Regions from separate parts of the Homo sapiens genome. Here all the other regions are linked to region 3. A link is an interaction called in ENCODE POLR2A ChIA-PET data of the cell type or tissue named here. Cell type or tissue: Caco-2. All regions are shown on one strand.

Region 1 (5,000 bases), 120 kb after region 3:
CTAGTCTTCTAGGCACTGGTTTAACCTAGGGACTTACAGGTGGTGAGCATTTAATCTCTCTTCTGGAGATAAGAGAAGTTTTACCATCCTTTTGGATCATGCAGTTAACTACACAAATGGCTATAAATCCTAATTCTCAAGGTATGTGAAGAATTTTGGGAGGTCAGGTAGAGCTTTTACTGGAGCATTGAAAAGTTCACTGAAATGGACTGTTTTATTTCCCTACACTCAAATAACCAACGTTAATAGATTATAACACATTCTTTCATAGCTTTCTTTATGATCATGTCACTATACATAAATGTAGTTTCACATATAAGAGTTTTGTTTTTTTTGTTTTTTGTTTTTTGTTTTTTTTGAGACAAGGTCTCTCTCTGTTGCCCAGGCTGGAGTGCAGTGGCGCGATCTCAGCTCGCTGCAGCCTCCGCCTCCCGGATTCAGATGATTTCTCCTGCCTCAGCCCCCCGAGTAGCTGGGATTACAGGCACCCACCACCACACCCGGCTAGTTTTAGTGTTTTTTGTAGAGAAGGGGTTTTGCCATGTCGGCCAGGCTGGTCTTGAACTCCTGATCTCAGGTGATCTGCCCACCTCGGCCTTCCCAAAGTGCTGGGATTACAGGTGTGAGCCACAGCACCCGGCCTAAGAGGTATTTTTATATAATGTAGTTGCATTATAAAAATGGGATCATGATGTATACTTTCTGCATTTTATTTCTTCTTTGTTTATCGTGAACATTTCTTCAAGTCAACTGATAGAGATAGATCTAAATCATTCTTTTTAATGGCTATATATTATTATTCCAAAGTATGGAAGCACCACAATTGATCTGATCATTTCCTATTTCCCTAGTCATGGGCCTTTCCTGCTCTAATTTTTTTTCACTACAACTAATAATACTATTGCTGAGTAAACATCTTTATAACACATCCTTAAGGACTGATGCTTTCATTTCATTTCTTTTCTTTTTTTTTTTTTTTTAAATGGAGTCTCGTTCTGTAGCCGAGGCTGGAGTGCAGTGGCACGATCTCGGTTCGCTGCAAACTCCACCTCCCTGGTCCCAGTTCAAGCAATTCTCCTGCCTCAGCCTCCCGAGTAGCTGGGATTACAGGCATGCGCCACCATGCCCAGCTAATTTTTGTCTTTTTAGTAGAGATGGGGTTTCACCATGTTGGCCAGGCTGGTCTTGAACTCCTGACCTCGTGATCCACCCGCCGCAGCCTCCCAAAGTGCTGGGATTACAGGCGTGAGCCACTGCGCCTGGCCTGGTGCTTTTATTTCTATGGCACAGATTCCCAGGAGTGAAACTGCTGGGTTGCAGGGCATATGTATATTTAATTTAAATAGCTATTGCTACATTGTTTTCCAAAACAGCAATAGCAATTCACACTTCACATTAGTAGTAAATGAGAGCAGCCTTTCCTGGCATCCCTAACAGCCTCAGGCACTATCACTTTAGTTTTGTCCCCACTAATAATAGGATACTAATAGGAACTTCAAGAGCTCTAGTGGATCTTCAGAGGCAACTTAAGGGCTTCCTCTTGAGGGGGTAGTGGCTCACGTGGGTGAGACTCCTGGTCCCTTACCCCATTTCAGCCAGAGCCCTGTATTTTTCATATATCAGGCTTCCTCATAAGGTTTTATTTTAAAGAAAGGTTCTAGGAATAAACAGATGTTTGAAAGCCTCATCTCTAAGCCGTGAAGTAGGTGAAGGTTGAACAGAATGGTGATGTGATGAAAACCTGGACTTCAAGGAGACCTGGAGCCTGGAGAAGGGGTCCTGGAGTGGAGGCAGAGCCCCCCGCCAGGAGGCTGGTGCCCTGGGTCGGTGAGAGAATGAGGATGTGACCTGGGGTGGAGTAGGGTAGCAGGAAGAGGGCAGACGTGTGCCCAAGGATGAACATGCAGGGTTTGTTGGCTATAGGGTAACAGGGTGGGAGGAGGTAGGATGGAGCCTAGAGAGGGGGTCTAGGATACCTAGGTATGGCTCCTGGGTGGCCAGGATGCCAGTGATGATGACACACCTGGAGACAGCTCCAGCTGTCCTGACACCTAGGGACCTAGTCCAGGTGGTGAGCAGGGACAGACCCAGTGGAGCCTGAAGAGGAAGCTGGGAGAAGGGAGCTGTTTTGCCCCACCCCATTATAGGCAGTGCCTAGGGCGAGGGAGTCAGGGAGGGGCTCACTACCGGAGCTTGTCTTGCTTCATACCAGGAAGGGTGTGACAAGAGAGCAGGGAGCAGAGAAGGAGAAACCTGGCGAGCCACTTGCCATTGCTCAGTGGGCTGTCCAAGGAGATCCTTTCTCTGTCCTCTGAGCACCCAGCTTCCCTGCCTGTGTCCTCCCCAAGTCCAGGGGACAGCAGCCCAGCCCTCTGTCCAGAAGAATGAGGGAGGCTGGGGAGGGCCCCAAGGGACCCCTTTCCAGTCCTCCTCCACAGGAAGGAAGAGCCACAGCATCAGAAAGCCCCTCTCCTGCCTCCAGGCTCAGTTTAGGGTTTTCAGCTAGGAAGAATCCTACACAGATGCACCTTTCAATGAATGCCTCTTACCCCGCCTCCTGTCATGGTCTGTGTGCCTGCTCCTCTGGGAGCTCTGCACCTCGCATAGGAAGCCCCAGCCTTTAGTTCCCTGGCACTGAAGAGTGCAGATGCAGCTTTCCTGAGCCAGGCTGCGTGGCTCTGAAGGCTTCAGGTGGCGGTGCAGTCCTACACCCAGGAGAAGGGAGGGATGGGCCCTCCAATTCTGATCATTCTCTGCAGCATGCAAAGCCTGAGACTGAGTTCCTCATGGGTTACCTAGGGCCTTATGACTTCCACAGGCCCCAGCACTTTTGGCTCTGTGGGCGCTTTCCTTCATAGAAAAATATTAAAAATAACATTTCATGACTGCATTGGTATAAAGACAAATACAAGCCAAGATGAATTCACTATGATAGATTCATTATGATTATGTTCAAATTTCTCTGCTTGTAAAAGAAACAAAAATTAATCATTTTGTTGGGCCCTCAGGGCTACGCCTCCAGTGCCCAATGGGTGCCCACCCTGCCTGGAGGCCGGCACACCTCACAGGGCAGGTGGGTGCAGAGGGAAGGAGGTGGAGGTGGTTCTTTTTTTTTAGATGGAGTCTCGCTTTGTCACCAGGCTGGGGTGCAGTGGTGCAATCTCGGCTCACTGCAACTTCCGCCTCCCTGCAACTTCCGCCTCCCGGGTTCAAGCGATTCTCCTGCCTCAGCCTCCTGAGTAGCTGGGAATACAGGTGCACGCTACCACGCCCGGCTAATTTTTGTATTTTTAGTAGAGACGGGGTTTCACCTTGTTAGCCAGGATGGTCTCCATCTCTTGACCTCGTGATCTGCCCGCCTCGGCCTCCCAAAGTGCTGGGATTACAGGCGTGAGCCACCGCGCCCGGCCATGTTGTCATACTTCTACAACAGCACCTGATCATAACCACCTGTTTACCTGTCTGTCTTCACGTGAACCTGTCTGACTGCATGGGAACCTCCCCTGACACAGTGATCCACACAGGCTCAGTAGTAGGGGTGCAGTAGAGCATACTGGTTAGAGCTCAGATTTTGGAATAAGGTGGAATCAGGTTCAAATCCTCCCTGTGCCATTGCTAGAGACATGACCATGGGCAAGCTACTTAACCACTCTGATCCTTAATTTTGTCATCTTTAAGTGAAGATACACTGGCTGGGCTTGGTGACTCACACCTGTAAATCTCAGCACTTTGGGAGGCTGAGTTGGGAGGATTGCTTGAGCCCAGGAGTTCAAGATCAGCCTAGGGAACATAGTAAGATCCCGCCTCTACAAAAAATAAAAAATATTAGCTGGGTGTGGTGGCACGCAACTGTGGTCCCAGCTACTCCAGAGGCTGAGGTGGGAAGATTGCTTGGCCCACAAGTTAGGGACTGCAGTGAGTCGTGATTGCACCACTGCACTCCAGCCGGGGTGACAGAGAGACCCTGTCTCAAAACAAAAACAAAAACAAACAAACAAAACCCCCAAAACCAAAAAACCAACAAAACAACAAAGATTCCATCTAGACTGTGGACTTTGCAAGGGCAGGGCCCCGTCAGTCTTGTCACTGTGGTATCCTAAAACCTGACCTCAACAATGGAAAAAAAAGAAAAAAAATTTGCCACAGGGACTGTGGGTAGGGAGGGGTGGAACAAGAGAATGTAAAATTCAGTTTGTCACCCTGTGTGGTTATTATTTTGAAGAAAACAATAAGAAAAACAATAGAGTCGAGCCGGCTGAGCCCAGCATAGTGGAGAAATGAATCCATTGCTCCTTGGACCATCTGTTCATCTTGAACACCTGGGGACGAGGGAACAGTCAGGGGGAGAGGCTGCCTGGGACACTTCTAGGAGGATCTGGGCAGAGGGAGAAGTGATGGAGCTGGATGGGGTTTGGGAGGGCGGGCATGGAGTGAAAGGCGCCCGGTGAAGCCTGCCGCCTGGGGAGGATGTGAGTGTTCCTGGACAAGGGGCTGGTGGTTGGGGTGCAAGCAGATTTGCCCTCTATGGTGGGCAGTCAGCTTGGCCTTTCTTGAGAGAAGGGAAGTCTATTGCGTGGGGCAATAAACTTAGAAAATTTGAAAAGACGCCATGACAGATACAAAAATAAAAACACAAAAAATTCAAAATTCTACCATCCTAACAGTGATTTCCAGTTGGGTTTTCATGTTATCTTCCCTGTGTCTGGCTTTTGCATTGTTATACTCATGGAGAGTGTACCGTTTGTCATTCTACTGCTTTTGTTTGACCCAATGGCATGAATCTGCCCCTTCCACCATATGCATCAGAGGCAGGTCCTCTCCACCACCCCACTAGGTGTCCGGGGTGCCCTTTGGTTGTATAGTTATCCTAGGGATGCAATGGAAAACTTCTCCTAGTGTGCACGTGTTGTCTGTATTAGGGTGTTGACTGCCACTGGATGGCACTGCTCACTGGGCTGGCAGCTGGTGGGTGCTTGGAGCAGAGAAGGAAGTTTCTATTC
Region 2 (5,000 bases), 89 kb after region 3:
GTAGTTTGGGGTGGGGTGGGTCCACTTGGGAGAGGAAGGAGGGAGGTGGCGTGTGAGGCTGTTCTGCCCTCCTCATCCTACTCCCTTACCTCTCCCAACCCTTCCCTTGCACAGACTGAGTTTCGGGAATGTGACTACAACAAATTCATGAGTGTTCTGGACACCAACAAGGACTGCGAGGTGGACTTTGTGGAGTATGTGCGCTCACTTGCCTGCCTCTGTCTCTACTGCCACGAGTACTTCAAGGACTGCCCCTCAGAGCCCCCCTGCTCCCAGTAGCCTCTGCTCCAGGGGGTGCGCTGGCTGTCGGGGGCTGGGCATGTCTCCCACACCCCCTCCTACCCTCTCTCCTGTACCCCTTTCAATCTGGACTTGCCCAGGTCTTCTGCGATCAGTTAACCCATTTTACCTAGGAGGCCCAGAGATGTGAGGGCTCCTTCCTCAGGATGCCCAGCGAATGAGGGGTAGAGCCACTCTGGGGCCCAGCCTGCCTGCCGCACCCCTGTGGCCTCCCTTGTGGATGGGAGGAGGCGGGATCTGCTCTGAGGCCCTCGAGGCTCAGCAGAGCGTGCACCAATGAGACCACGATGGGAAAGGGCCTATTTAACTCCTAATAAAAAACTGGCATCAGCTTGGTTTTGTTTGGTTCTTCTCTGAGGACGCGTCTCCTGAGCTCTTTGCTCCTCTCTGGCCTTTTCCACTGCGGGAAGGCAGCTGAGGGCAGGGGCAGGGTGCTCCCTGAGGGAAGTTGCAGACCCTGCAGAAATGCAGTGGCCTCCAGGGTCCAGCAGGAGGGCGTGGGGACAAAACAAGGACCCCTGTCCTCCCTTCCTCTCTCTCTTTCTTTGGGATCTTTGAGAGAGGACTGCCTGAGTTTCCCCTGGGACTCAGTGCTCATGGTTGGAGGAGGGTGGGGCCGTGGGTGCAGTGGGGGTGTTTGTTCCCTGCCTCGGGCTGTGGGAGCCCAGAGAGCAGCACTAATGGGATTAGGGTGTCTGAGGTGTTTCTCCCAGCCAGGAAGGGGTGCTCTGTATGGAGGGGTAAGGGAATAACTTGAGCTAGCCCCTATCCCTGAAGCCGCAGCCCCCTGAGGGCCTTAACCCCCTACTTCTAACCCTCACTGGGTTTGTAGCCCACCCTGAGAGGTTGACCCGAATTATAACTCCCCTATTTCATGCCATTTCACCTCTAACTCTCCACCCCAACCTGGATTCTTCATTCCTGACACTCATCCCAACTTTAAATGGCCCCTCCTGATACCCTCTCCGAACCTGAGATCTATCCGTGAGCCCCCACGCCTCACTGCCACTCCACTCCATCACTACCTCACCCAGGACCTTTCCCACTGACGTTCCTGAGGTGGTCCCAGAGCCTCCTTTGGGTGTGAGCCTGTTCCCCTCCAGATCCCCCCGCCCCGACCCTGAGCCTTACTTGGCATGGCAGACAGTACCGGGCATGGGGATCCCCACCCCAGTTTTTGTTTCTGAATCTTTATTTTTTTAAGAGACAAGGTCCTCTGTGTTGCTCAGGCTGGAGAGCAGTGGCTTGAGCATAGCCAACTGCAGTCTCGAACTCCTGGGCTCAAATGATCCTCCTGTCTCAGCTTCCTGACTAGCTGGGACTACAGGCTACAGCCATGCTGCCCAGCTAATTAAAAAAAAAAATTGTTTTTCCTTTTTATAGAGACAGAAGTCTCTCTATGTTGCCTAGGCTGGTCTTGAACTCCTGGCCTCAGGCGATCCTCCCATCTCCCCCCTAGCTTTTGTGTCACCACATTTCCAGGGCAATCTCCCACCTGTCACCCACCACCCCCTGCATCTCCTTTCCTAGGTCCCCATGGGACTACTCCCTGTCCCCCATGCTCCAGGCACAGGCTGCCCCTTCCTCCACCTCTCTAAAACTCAGGCTGAGCTATGTACACTGGGTGGTGCCCATCTCATCCAGTCCCCTGCTAGTAACCGCTAGGGCTTACCCGTTACCCACGGGTGCCCACCTGGGAACAGGAGGCTTGGTTCCACGGCTGGGCTGGTGGAGGGTGCTGTGGCACTTACCGCATCAGCCCACAGCAGGAAGGCAGTATCCGCTCTCCCCTGTCCCCTGCTATGGGCAGGGCCTGGCTGGGGTATAAATAGGTCAGACCTCTGGGCCGTCCCCATTCTTCCCCTCTCTACAACCCTCTCTCCTCAGCGCTTCTTCTTTCTTGGTTTGGTGAGTTGTGTTGGCCTGACTGGCATGCAAGGGGTGTCAGAGGCCAGGGCTGGGGAAGGAGAAGGGGAGGCTGGTGGGGGCCAGATGTGCTAAAGAGATCCAGATGTGAGATTCTGATGTGGAACTCTGGGTGGATTGTGTGCGTGGGTGTGCATGGCACACACACACATGCACGTAAGACGGAGGAAAAAACAAACAGAAAAGTGAGCAAGTGACTGAATTTGAGCTCTCCAGGTGCTTCTGAGATGTGGGCTTGCACACGCTGTTGCTATAGTACGTGTTGGTATGTATGTGCCTGTGGGTATCTGCACTGGCTCATGTTTGCTGGGTTGCGCACTCGGGAGCAGGAAGCAAAGGAAAGGCAGAAGGCAACTGTGGGCCTTTGTCTGGTGGTGTGCCCCATGAGCCTCTGCCCTGCACGCAGCAGCCCAGCTCGAGAAGGTGCATGGCCTCTGCAGCTTCTCTTCCAACCCTTGCCTCTGCCACCTCACTTTGCCCCTCCCCATGCTGAGAGCTAAGCGGCTGTGCTGGTTTTTTCCACTGCAGGCCCCTGGGCAGGCCTCCAGCAGCCACACCCAGTTCTGGGAGGGAAAAGAATGGCAAGGGCGGGGCCTTTGTGGCTGAGCTGTGGGAGTGGATAGACTGAGTGAGGGGTGGAAAAAATGCTGTTGTTGAGGCAAGGCCTGGGAGGCCCTGGGAGTTTGCTGCCCGAATCTCCAGAGCTTGCGCAGCGGATCTTGCAAATGTTCACTGCCCAGAGCATGTGTTCCCCACTGTGCACACCCTCCCAGCCAGGTGCGGGGGCCCACTGCTCTGGGCTCCCCCAGGGAGGGAGCAGAGTCTCGCCAAGTGCTCCTGGAGGGATGGGAGTGGAGCCTGGCATTCTGAACACATCTCTGAGGGGTGGGATTAATAAGACGGTCTCTGTGCCTCCTGCTCCCAGATCCTGACTGCTGTCATGGCGTGCCCTCTGGAGAAGGCCCTGGATGTGATGGTGTCCACCTTCCACAAGTACTCGGGCAAAGAGGGTGACAAGTTCAAGCTCAACAAGTCAGAACTAAAGGAGCTGCTGACCCGGGAGCTGCCCAGCTTCTTGGGGGTGAGTGGGTAGTGCCTGAGTGAGTCCCCACGTGGGGCATTTCCCACAGAGGAGGGCAGCAGTCTTGCTCTAGAGCATTAGCTACAGAGGGCATCTATCAGTGGGGTGGCTGCCTGGGGTGGAAACACATTGAACACCACCACTCACTGCCTGGCCCCATGCTGAAAGAGGGCTGAGAATGAATGGGTCAGACACTGCCAGGTGCTTTGCACAACTTAACTGAAGGGAAGACTAAGCTCAGAGTGCTAAGTAACTTCCCAAGGTGGTCAGTGTACACAACTGCCATCCGGACCGGGACTGTCTGACTCTTGCCATCACTCCAACAGTGGACACTGTTTGAGTTTCTATTTGGCTTGTAGATGTGAAGACACAGATGTGGAGATGATCACAGGCCTGCAGACGTTCCCTTCAAACAATAACAATGTATATTTGTATCAAACATAACACAGTTTATATATTGTTTTCATGACTATTACTACCTCATGGGATTATTAGAACAACCTTGGGTGAAAATGTAGTGGTCCCGTCATTTTTCCATTGCACCAGGTACTCAGACTTCCTTATCCAAGGAGCACCTTCTCCACCCTAGCTTAGCCTTGAGGGTTGGAGTTCCAAACTGGACCTCCCAAAGGAGCCTCCCTGAACTCTGGTCTGGGAGTAGAAACTGGGTCTGGTCCTGGCTCCACCCACTGGGCTTCTGTTTTCTATCTGTAGCCTCTTCTCCCTCCAGAAAAGGACAGATGAAGCTGCTTTCCAGAAGCTGATGAGCAACTTGGACAGCAACAGGGACAACGAGGTGGACTTCCAAGAGTACTGTGTCTTCCTGTCCTGCATCGCCATGATGTGTAACGAATTCTTTGAAGGCTTCCCAGATAAGCAGCCCAGGAAGAAATGAAAACTCCTCTGATGTGGTTGGGGGGTCTGCCAGCTGGGGCCCTCCCTGTCGCCAGTGGGCACTTTTTTTTTTCCACCCTGGCTCCTTCAGACACGTGCTTGATGCTGAGCAAGTTCAATAAAGATTCTTGGAAGTTTTGAGGCTGATGGTTTGAGAGACTCTGGGGGCGTGGGTTGGGGACTGAGGGATATGTTGTGGGGTGGTGGTGGGGAGAGCTGGGAGTTGAGCTGAAGTTTTATGGACAGCAGACCAGTGAAGTTAGGGGAGGGATGCAGGGTGACTAACAGTGTGTGTGCACAGGCAATAGAGTTCACTCGGTGTGGTCAAAGCCGAGAAGGGGACCCCTCACCACCCCCCTGCCAAGGTTTGGAAGGTCCCAGCTGTGGGATCTCAGCCAGCCCACTTACCCCTCCCACCTCTCTCCAACCTTGCCTCTGGCAGGATCTTGAACCGAGGCTGGAATTGAAGGTCATATCTGTTCCTGGTTGGGGTCTGGAATGGAGTTTGGGTGTCCTGGGAGTAAGTCGGAGGGAAAAGAATAAGGCTGAGTTGCAGGGAGGAAGTATTTAGGCGAGAGTGGGATGGGGAGGAGGGCTGGCACTCAGTGCTGACGTTGACAGTCCAGGCCCTGTCCTGCCACCCACTTCCAGATCATTGGCTTCAAACCACAGGGATGGATTAATCCTTTCCTGTGCGTGGTAGGATCAGGGAGGGCAATGTGGAGGGAGACCCGCTGTTTGCAGCAGCATGAGAATATAGGCATTCTCGAATCCACCGTCTCTGCCATAAAGGTCCCTG
Region 3 (5,000 bases):
ACTTCAGACAGCTTAACATAAAAGTCTACTGATAAGGGGTTTTGAAACAACCGCCCAATTTGTTTTGTGTACCACATGAGATGCAACTAAGAACAGAGGTCTGTAGCCTTCTGTTGGTATTTAGCTTAAAATTGGCTTTGTGCATTGGACCCCAGGGCCAAGTTAAGTAATGTTTTCTTAGGAAGGAGTTGAAGTTGCTGTTGGCTGCCTCACCGCTCATTTAGAGACATCTTGGTGGTGCTTTTTAGCACAACTTTCGGCGCTGACTGTGCAGCCATCTTCGAATCCCGAGAATCTACAAAGAACAATACGTAAAATGAGCAAATCACAATAGTGACATCATTTCTATAAGTGGCAAGGCCCAAGCCAAAAATAAATAAAAAGGCCTTATCACTGATGACTAAAGAGCACACGAGGGCACATTTCAAGTGCTTAAATTTCTTTTTTTTTTTTTTTTGAGACAGGGTCTCGCTCTGTCACTCAGGCTGGAATGCAGTGGCCACTGCAGCCGTAATCTCCTGGCCTCAAAGGATTTTCCCACCTTGGCCTCCCAGTGTTGGGATCACTGGGACCCAACGCCCAGCAAAAGTTCTTAAGTTTCTATGGCAATTACCTCAGATTATTATAACTTCAAGGTGGCTGGGTATGGTGGTTCACCGCCTGTAACCCTAACACTTTGGGAGGGCAAGGGCACAGGATGGTTTGAAGCCAGGAGTTAGAGACCAGCCTGGGTAACAAAGCGAGACCCAGTCTCTACTAAGAAAAAAAAAAAAAAAAATTAGCGGTGCATGGTGGCCAGCACCTGTTGTCCTAGCTACTCAGGGGAGCTGAGGTGGGAGAATCGCTAGAGCCCAGGGGTTGGAGGCTGCAAAGAGCCGTGATCATGCCACTGCACTCTGGCCTGAGACCCCATCTCTTTAAAACAAACAAATAACCCCAAACAAACAAACAAACTTCAAGGCCCACAAAATACCCGGGAATTTCTCAAAAACGGCAGAAGCCAATCTAGCAATCAAAGTATGGAGTCTGGCTTTTTTTTTTTTTTGAGACAGAGTCTGGCTCTGTCGCCCAGGCTGGAGTGCAGAGGCGTGATCTCAGTTCACTGCAACCTCTGCCTCCCCGTTCAAGCCATTCTCCTGCCTCAGCCTCCTGAGTAGCTGGGACTACAGGCACGTGCCACCATGCCCGGCTAATTTTTTTTTATTTTTAGTAGAGACGGGGTTTCTCCACGTTGGCCAGGGTGGTCTTGAACTCCTGACCTCACCTGATCCACCCACCTGGGCCTCCCAAAGTGCTGGGATTACAGGCGTGAGCCACCGCACCGGGCCGAGTTTGGCTTTTACTCTAGAGCAGTCATTTTCAACCTTGACTACATATGACTTATCCAAGGAGCTTTTAAAACATAGGGCCGGACAGGGCGGGCGCGGTGCTTCACGCCTGTAATCTCAGCACTTTGGGAGGCCAAGGCGGGAGGAATGCTTGAGCCCTGGAGCTCGAGACCAGCCTGGGCAACATGGTAAGACCCCGTTTCTATAAAAATATAAATTAATTAAAAAAATAGAAAATACAGACATCTGGGCCTAGATCAATTAAACCACAATCTCTGGTAATGAGGTTTGGAAATGAACCAATTGTGGGGTCGGGGGAAAGCTACCTAGGTGCTTCTAATGTGCAGCTAAAGTTGAGAACCACTGATCTACAGTGAAAATACAGGCAGGGCCGGGCGCGGTGGCTCACGCCTGTTTTCCCAGCACTTTGGGAGGCCGAGGCGGGCGGATCACCTGAGGTTGGGAGTTCGAGACCAGCTTGACCATCATGGAGAAATGTCTCTACTAAAAATACAAAATTAGCCGGGCGTGGTGGCGCATGGCTGTAATCCCAGCTACTCCGGAGGCTGAGGCAGGAGAATCGCTTGAACCCGGGAGGCGGAAGTTGTAGTGAGCTGAGATCGTGCCATTGCACTCCAGCCTGGGCAACAAGAGCGAAACTCCGTCCCCCCCCAAAAAAAAATATATATATATATGTATGTATATATATACATATATATATGCATGCCTAGTTTCAAAAGTGGCTTTCAACTCCAGAATCAAGTAGGGACTTTAACAAGAAACTGACGATCTGGGGGAGTAGGAAAGGTTTTCTAAATTCACCTGGGAATTAGCTCGCAAAGAGCCCTCCACAAAACTTAACCCTAAAGCCGCCATTAATTTCCAACATTCCTCAAAGTCTTGTACTTCTTAATCTCCCTACCATCCTCAAAGCCCTGTCAAGACTTCCACTTCTGCTCTACCCGCCAAGTTTCCTTTTTATCCTATCAAACCCCAACCTCCATCAATCCCGCCACCAGGTTCCAGTTCAGCCCCTCCCCCGCCCCTTCGCAGGGGCTCCGCCTCCTCCCCGGGGCCTCCACGCTCCAACACCGTAGCTATGTCCACATGCCACCACCCCCTTTCCGCGTCCGCCGGCCCCTTCCGCTCCTCAAGACCGCACCTCCCCCGGCTCCTTCTCACTACCGAAACTCACCGAAGGAAACAGACGCCAGTGCTCCTCCCGGGGCTGCCACCACGGCTCCGGCAGGCGGGCCGGGGACCGGCCGAACCTGAGTTGACGGTGGAGGGGCTCGGGTTAGCTAGATGGGCGGTTGGTTAGATGCGTAAGCGGTAGTATGCGAGCTCAGTTCGTTGTTGCTGGTTGGCTGTCTAGTCGGCCGATCCGTCTGCTCACCCGGCCTGCCCTTTCCTGCCTTTCGTCTGCAGCGGCCGCCAGCTCCTGCTCGGTGTCCAAAACAAAATGGCCGCCACGTCCAGTGCTTGTCTGACCGGCTAAAATGGCGTCTACGCAATTACGTCAGGCGTCAGATCCGCGCACGACTAGAGGGCGGGAAAGATTTGAGCTACGCCTGCGCAGAGGTCAGAGGCGGAGCCTTAGGGCGAAGGCGGGGCTTTCCATGCAGTGCCCCGCCCCTAGGGGCGTGGCCAATGGTCCTGTTGTTGGGGCGTGCCGGGGACTTCACGTTCCAGTAGTGGTTGCGCTGCAACCTCTTGGGGGTAGTTATTAATGTGGGCCTTAGAGGGGATTTGGGTCCCGAATTCCCTCGCCCCTCCGTTCCCTAGCCAAGGTACACCGTCTAAAAATCTTTACGCGGACTTGCCTCGTCTTCTTCCGGACAATTGGGCCTGGGGAATTTGCACTGGTTTTCCCCTCATGGCCACTCGCCCAGTCTGAGAGTTGTGAAGTGCCGTAAATGCTCCAGCCAAGGCCCAGGAGGCCAGTATTAGGAGCAAATTCCTCTCCCATCCTGCACCGGCCAACACCACCGCCCGTCCATGTTTTCCTCCTCACTTCCTCCCCTCCCCAACTTGGCCTAGATACTGTTTACTCCTTCTTGGGGTGGGGCACCTTTGCGTCCTCGATTGCGTTTCCATGTCCTCCCCCCACACCTGCCATCCGTGTTTATTTTGTTGCAGACCTACATAGGGATTTCTCTTTTCTCTCTCTGATTTGTTGTTGTTATTTTGAGACGGGGTCTGGCTCTGTTGTCCAGGCTGGAGTCAGTGGCGCAATGAATCACGGATCACTGCAGCCTTGACCTACTGGGCTCAGGTGATCCTCTCACCTCAGCCTCCCGACTCCTAGGATTATGGGCATAAGCTATGTTTCCTGCTCAATAAGGGATTTTTCTCTCTTTCTTTTTTTTTTCTTTTTGCAGATGGAGTCTCGCTGTGTCACCCAGACTGGAGTGCAGTGGTACCATCTCGGCTCACTGCAACCTCCGCCTCCCAGGTTCAAGCGATTCTCCTGCCTCAGCCTCCTGAGTAGCTGGAATTACAGGCGCGTACCACCATGCCCCGCTAATTTTTGTATTTTTAGTAGAGATGGGGTTTCACCAGGCTGGTCTCCAACTCCTGACCTCAAGTGATCTGCCCGCCTCTGTCTCCCAAAGTGCTGGGACTACAGTCGTGAGCCACTGTGCCCGGCCTCAATAAGGGATTTTTCTAATGACTATGTGCACAATACAGTGTACATATGTTTGAGGAATGAGAGAATGACACATCTGCAACCCTTCCTCTGCTCCACTGGCACGTCAAGACCCTTTCATTTTCCTTCCTGGCACTTGGGCGTGTGCGTGTGTGTATGTGTTTGTGTGTGTCTGTGTGTAAGTAATGGCCCAGCATCCTTACCCATGTGAGGGTAAGGATCGTGGTTATTTTGCTTAATGCTGGAGCCTCAGTTCCTACAGTGTTTACACATAGTACCACTTAAGTAAATGTTCGTTGATTGAAAGAAGATTCTTTCGGCCTAGCGCGGTGGCTCATGCCTGTAATCTCAGCACTTTGGGAGGCCGAGGCGGGGGGATCACGAGGTCAGGAGATCGAGACCATCCTGGCCAACATGGTGAAACCCCGTCTGTACTAAAAATACAAAAAATTAGCCGGGCGTGGTGGCAGGCGCCTGTAGTCCCAGCTGCTCGGGAGGCTGAGGCAGGTGAATCGCTTGAACCTGGGAGGCGGAGGTTGCAGTGAGCCGAGATCGTGCCACTGCCCTCCAGCCTGGGTGACAGAGCCAGACTGTGTCTCCAAAAAAAAAAAAAAAAAAAAAAGATTATTTCTTCCTCTGGTTTTATAGTTGAGAAGCTGATGTCTCCTCGACTTCCAACTGGAACCTTGAACCCCCACATTTCTGGACCTTGAGCATTCCTCAAGTAGGAAGATGTAATGCACCTTGACCTCTTTCTAAATAAGACACTTCCCCAAATAAGGGGAGTTGAGAGTGAACAGTCTTCACGTCTCCACCCACTTCCAGATCCCAGAGGAGACAGACATCGGATGGCTGGTGAGAGAGAAGCCTTTAATGAAAGATGAGTTGCAGGCTTGGACCGCTACTCTTGCGCCCTTGGTGGGGGTGGGGGTGGGGTGGGCAAGGGTGGGGTTATGGAGAGGGATAAGTGGGGTGAGGTGGAAGCAGGGGGAAGAGGCAGGTCTGGGAGGGTGGAGAGGAAG
Region 4 (5,000 bases), 99 kb after region 3:
GTCCGGGGTTATTCTCACCTAGTCCTTAGAATGGGGAGAGAGTCACTCAGAGACTTGGATAATGCTCAATGCCACATAATCAGCAAGGTGTTCTTTTTTTTTTTTTGAGAAGGAGTTTCATTCTTGTTGCCCAGGCTGGAGTGCAATGGCATGATCTTACTTACTGCAACCTCCGCTTCTCAAGTTCAAGCGATTCTCCTGCCTCAGCCTTCCAAATAGCTGGGATTACAGGGATGTACCACCATGCCTGGCTAATTTTGTATTTTCAGTAGAGACAGGGTTTCACCATGTTGGTCAGGCTGGTCTCGAACTCCTGATGTCAGGTGATCCACCCGCCTCGGCCTCCCAAAGTGCTAGGATTACAGGTGTGAGCCACCACACCTGACCCAGCAAGCTGTTTTTATCAGGTGTTGGTATAAAACCTAGATGATTGTTTCTTTGGCTGGGGGACAGTATTGCAGGGAAGGCAGGCTAGGCTAGCATTCCTGCTGTCATTTATTTCCATTCAGGAGTCAGGTCCCTGACCCCCTACCTCATGCCAGGCCCTTCCCTAGGTGTGGGCAGTGGGCAGACTCTGGGGGTCGAGATGCTGACAGTGTCATTGACTCAGCTGGGGCTCACCCTGAAGTTTCGGGGTGGGGATGACACCATGCAGTGGTGCGAGGGCAGGGCTGGGAGCGGGGTCTGAGCTGTCTCTCCACCTGGGTCCACAAAAGATGAAGGAGAGCAGCATCGATGACTTGATGAAGAGCCTGGACAAGAACAGCGACCAGGAGATCGACTTCAAGGAGTACTCGGTGTTCCTGACCATGCTGTGCATGGCCTACAACGACTTCTTTCTAGAGGACAACAAGTGACCAGGGCTGCCCTCCACCCTCACCCTCCACCCTTTGCTGCTGACCTCGGCTGCTCCTCTCACAGACCCTCTTTGGCCCCCTGCCCTCCTCTCCCTCCCAGATGGACCCTTCCATGGGAGGAAATAAAGTTTCCATCGCAGGTGCTGGGAGTCTGGTTTTGAAGCTGTCTTGTCTACCTTGGCCTGGGGAGAGGGGAGCACAGGAAGGGTCTCTCCTTGAGTGGGTTGAGACAGCTTCTGCCTCTGGGGGTTAGGGTCCTGGGCTCCCACTGCATTCCTCTCCTTCTTTGGTGTGGACGTCATTGGTTTTGTCATGGCTTAGTTTTGCCTGCCTGGAAAATGGGGAAGTTAGGCCAGGCGGGAACTCTGCAAGGATGCAGAGGAAGTTAAGAGGGAAAGTTGCTTTGAGAGGAGGACACTGGGAGGGGTTGGGAGTGGCTCCTGAGGGCGGTGATAGGCAGGCAGGCCTGACTTGTCCACAGCTCACCGGAGGCCACCTTGGCAGCACCTGTAGGAAGGGCATGTCTGGCCTCCACACCAGCCCCCTCCCTCTTCACCATTTCCCCTTCAATAGCACCACTCTCATCATCTATGGGGGACAGTGCTTTCTTCTCTCCCTGCCTCCTCCATCAAAATCTTTTCTCAGGGGAGGGTCTGAAAAGGCCTTCACTCCCCCGTAAATAACGAATGGTGCTTACAGGGCTGGGCTCCCACGTGCATGCACATTAACACCAAAGGTGCTGTAGTGAATGGAATTTGGGGCACTGAGGGGAAGGAGTGGAGGTGTTGGTAGGAACTTGTTGCTGGTGGGGGATGGGCGCCGTAGATATCCTTTACACCACTGGCTACTCCCCCTATCTCCTCTGGGGTGACCCTGAGTATCCTCTGTGGGACACCGGCATCCTGTGAGGCGCCCTCCTTGCCCACATTGACGCTGCGCTGGCTCGAGGGTCACATTCACGGTCTGGCAGAGGAAGCAGGGGTGACCGCCGCAGTCCTCCTCCTGCTCCCCTTGCCGAGTCACGTGTCACGAAGAGCAAACTGAGCAAACTGAGCTGCGCAGATGAGGGGAGACTCGTCACCAGGCGTGCAGTGGGCACTGCTGGGCTCCCCCATCCCGTCCTAACCCGGAACAGCCCCGGGCAGGAGGCGTGGAAAGTCGAGGGGGTAAACCGCGAATGTGCGTTGTGTAAGCCACGGCGCAGGGTGGGGCGCGGGCGGGACTTGGGCGGGCGGGGTGGGCTTGGCCGAGCTGGCCTCCGGGGCACCGACCGCTATAAGGCCAGTCGGACTGCGACACAGCCCATCCCCTCGACCGCTCGCGTCGCATTTGGCCGCCTCCCTACCGGTGAGTTCTCTCCAGGAGCCCTGGGTACTTTCCAGGGCCAGCTGCCCTCACGCTGGGGGTCCAGCCATCCCCTGCCCAGTTCAGCCGCTGGATCCAGACTGGGGCCATCTGTGGCGCTCCCCCGCTGGAGGGATAGTCAGGAGCAGCAGTGCTGTGCCAGGCAGGCCTTGGGCTAAGGGATCGCAATGGGGTGTGCTCTTTTGGGGTGCGGAAGGGAGTGCCCTGGGTGTGTCATTGCCACCATGTGTGGCCCTGTGAAGCTGTGTTTAAGCTGCCTTTGCAGCCTCCATTCCCCTCCCCTGCCCAGCCATACTCCTCAACTTCTGGATCCCCTGAAGGACAGTTCTCAGCTGTGCCCAAAGCTACTGTTCCTATATGCTTCTTAGAATCCTTAAGCCACCTCTCTTGCCTTGGCCCTAGTGTGCTCTCTCCTTCCCCTTCAAGCCCTGGGCTGTCTCCTGATGCCATTGTGTGTGGCCTGAGACTGGGTGGTTCCAAAGGAGGCGGGGCTAGTGCAGGCAGCATTATTGGGGTGTGTGGGTGAGAAGTCCTTGCTCCCATGGCACTGACTAGGCCCTCTGCTGCCAGCTCCAAGCCCAGCCCTCAGCCATGGCATGCCCCCTGGATCAGGCCATTGGCCTCCTCGTGGCCATCTTCCACAAGTACTCCGGCAGGGAGGGTGACAAGCACACCCTGAGCAAGAAGGAGCTGAAGGAGCTGATCCAGAAGGAGCTCACCATTGGCTCGGTGAGTGGCCTCCTCCCCAGGACCCCTTTTCCCACCCTTGTCCTTTGGAAGCAGGATTAGGGGAGAGAGAGGTGCCAGGTGCATCTGACTCACATTTACCCACATTCTGAGGCCCTGGTCCACATGTAGACCCTGAGCTGTAGACCCACTCTCCCAGCGGGTAGGGGATGCTTCCAGCCGGATATCCATCTCTCCAAATGAGGACCAGTAACTGAGAAGTAGCTGAGGAGAAGCAATGCCAAAGTGACATGGGTCCTTGGTGATGAGGGAGCACAGAGCCACTTGCAGAGAGGATTGCCTGGGAGGGGGAAGGGGAAGAATCCAGGGTTGTCATCACCACTGAGTATGGATTTCACATTCTAACACATTAGAAGCTGCAGGATGCTGAAATTGCAAGGCTGATGGAAGACTTGGACCGGAACAAGGACCAGGAGGTGAACTTCCAGGAGTATGTCACCTTCCTGGGGGCCTTGGCTTTGATCTACAATGAAGCCCTCAAGGGCTGAAAATAAATAGGGAAGATGGAGACACCCTCTGGGGGTCCTCTCTGAGTCAAATCCAGTGGTGGGTAATTGTACAATAAATTTTTTTTGGTCAAATTTACCCTTGCGTCCTGGCTTCCGAATGATTTCTGTTCCTCCTTGGCTTAGTGGGACACCAGCCATTGGAAGATTTGCTCACGGTCAACCTCTGAAAATGACTCATTGACTCGCCAGGCCAGAGGACCCACCCTGACAAGGCTGCCTCTAGCACATAAGGTGCCTTTATGTGAATGAGGAGAGATGCCCCTCTTGGCAACGCCATCCTAAGGAAAGGCTCAAGTGGTTTCCAGTAGAGAGAGTCCTGGGATGAGCTTGGAGATGGAAATGGTCCCTGGGCCGGGATGTGATGGGGTTTGGGGGCCTGGAAGTGAGGCAGAGATAGTCCCAGAGGCTCCCAGATGTGTTTTGCTCTGGGTGTGGCAAGAGGGGCCCTGGGGTGGGGCAAGTCCCCTTTCTCATCACAGCGCAGGGGTTAGATAGGGCACATCTGAGATGCCTGAGGCTTGGCTCAGGGAGTTTCCTACACCAGTGAGGACGCTGTGTGACTGAGTCTACTGCGGCTGCCCAGGTCCCAGGTGGAGTGGGGGAGGCACACTCTTGGAGTGTGTCCCTGCATTCAGGGTGAGGGCTTTTTGTTGGAACGGTGGTCTGAGGAGCTGGCAGCTGCACCAACACGTGAACCACGGGGTGTTCAGTAATGGGGCGGGGTATCCCTGCAGCCTCAGCGTAATGACTCACCCGGCACTTCCACGGGATCCCAGCCTGGATCTCAGCCCCCATCAGAGAAGATGACTAATTGAATCATTGTCCATCATCTGGATTAGTGTTTTCAGGCAGAAGGGAAGAGGATAAGGAGGGTAAACGCTGTTTCCGGGTGATGCCACATCATTCAGCCTCTCTAGGCCTAGTCCGAGCTGGGCAAGTTTACCTCTAGCTTCTGGGGAAGAGATCTTGACTTTAGATGGAGACCACATCCTTCTTTCCCTCTCACCTCCCCACTTCCCTTGGGGGTCCAACTTTGTGGAATTAAGTTGTCTTCTGTCCCCACTGGGTGGGGATTGGTAAACAGCTGGGAGATGCACCTTCTTGGAGGCCCTCCTTCTCTATTGCCTCCCCTGCCCTGCAGGGAGAAGTCGCGCTGTTGGTTGCAAGAGACCGGGGGCCGAATTCCCTCTCTGCACAGCCGTGCCCAAGCCTTGGCTCTATTCAGCTCCCTCTGGAAAAGTACGCGCTCCCTAACCCCTCCCGCGCCCCTCTAGGTTCCCGCCCTACACCCCTTTCCTCCCCCTTTCTTCCAGTCCCTCTCCGCCTGCCTTCCAGTGGCTGACAACTTGGGGTTCGGAGCGAGCGCCCTCCTGTGGACAGAGAGCAGGGCGCTGCGGGGACAGTCGGGTTGGTTTTCTTGAGCCTCTGGCAGGGGCCCGCCGTGGGGCTGTGGCCTGGCAGTCAGGGGAGTCCTTAGGAAGAGGAAGACAGAATAGGGCGCCCCGGGAATGTCAGGGTAGGG

What was found. Peaks named below come from ENCODE experiments on the same cell type or tissue, not always from the same donor. Only the 100,000 strongest peaks of a DNase experiment are listed, where the experiment ranks them.
Region 1: POLR2A ChIA-PET joins it to region 3 with 13 read pairs; 16 of 35 experiments call an interaction of 5 or more read pairs at or near these places.
Region 2: POLR2A ChIA-PET joins it to region 3 with 11 read pairs; 29 of 35 experiments call an interaction of 5 or more read pairs at or near these places.
Region 4: POLR2A ChIA-PET joins it to region 3 with 10 read pairs; 28 of 35 experiments call an interaction of 5 or more read pairs at or near these places.

The regions. Positions count from the first base shown.
Region 1 is chr1:153,513,222-153,518,221 of GRCh38, reverse strand. No RefSeq gene overlaps it. Among named protein-coding and RNA genes, the nearest start is that of S100A6, 20 kb to the left of the region's middle. In Caco-2, no CTCF peak of the experiment used is centred here; a DNase peak (open chromatin) is centred at 2,161.
Region 2 is chr1:153,542,961-153,547,960 of GRCh38, reverse strand. S100A4 (S100 calcium binding protein A4) reads left to right here and starts at 2,155. Exons shown (of 3, transcript NM_002961.3): 1 at 2,155-2,208; 2 at 3,152-3,307; 3 at 4,038-4,340. The coding sequence starts at 3,167. The coding sequence ends at 4,202. It overlaps S100A3 (S100 calcium binding protein A3), which reads left to right. Exons shown (of 3, transcript NM_002960.2): 3 at 115-632. The coding sequence ends at 279. LOC101928034 (a long non-coding RNA gene) reads right to left here and starts at 2,219. Exons shown (of 3, transcript NR_125947.1): 1 at 2,052-2,219. It also overlaps a transcript of S100A5 not described here. RefSeq lists enhancers at 1,885-2,074, 2,225-2,274, 2,085-2,665, 2,666-3,246. In Caco-2, no CTCF peak of the experiment used is centred here; a DNase peak (open chromatin) is centred at 2,770.
Region 3 is chr1:153,631,867-153,636,866 of GRCh38, reverse strand. It overlaps S100A1 (S100 calcium binding protein A1), which reads right to left. Exons shown (of 3, transcript NM_006271.2): 3 at 4,828-5,000. CHTOP (chromatin target of PRMT1) reads right to left here and starts at 2,801. Exons shown (of 6, transcript NM_015607.4): 1 at 2,524-2,801; 2 at 214-295. The coding sequence starts at 278. It also overlaps a transcript of S100A13 not described here. RefSeq lists a silencer at 2,298-2,377 and an enhancer at 2,718-2,827. In Caco-2, no CTCF peak of the experiment used is centred here; DNase peaks (open chromatin) are centred at 2,446 and 2,846; H3K4me3 peaks cover 1,585 bases.
Region 4 is chr1:153,533,153-153,538,152 of GRCh38, reverse strand. S100A6 (S100 calcium binding protein A6) reads left to right here and starts at 2,162. Exons shown (of 3, transcript NM_014624.4): 1 at 2,162-2,204; 2 at 2,793-2,951; 3 at 3,323-3,554. The coding sequence starts at 2,814. The coding sequence ends at 3,457. S100A5 (S100 calcium binding protein A5) reads left to right here. Exons shown (of 3, transcript NM_001394232.1): 3 at 717-1,006. The coding sequence ends at 857. It overlaps LOC124904423 (a long non-coding RNA gene), which reads right to left and starts at 4,711. Exons shown (of 2, transcript XR_007066630.1): 1 at 4,232-4,711; 2 at 478-3,249. RefSeq lists enhancers at 1,537-2,172, 4,126-4,420. In Caco-2, a CTCF peak has its summit at 4,848 (motif pointing left); DNase peaks (open chromatin) are centred at 1,972 and 4,842; H3K4me3 peaks cover 2,626 bases.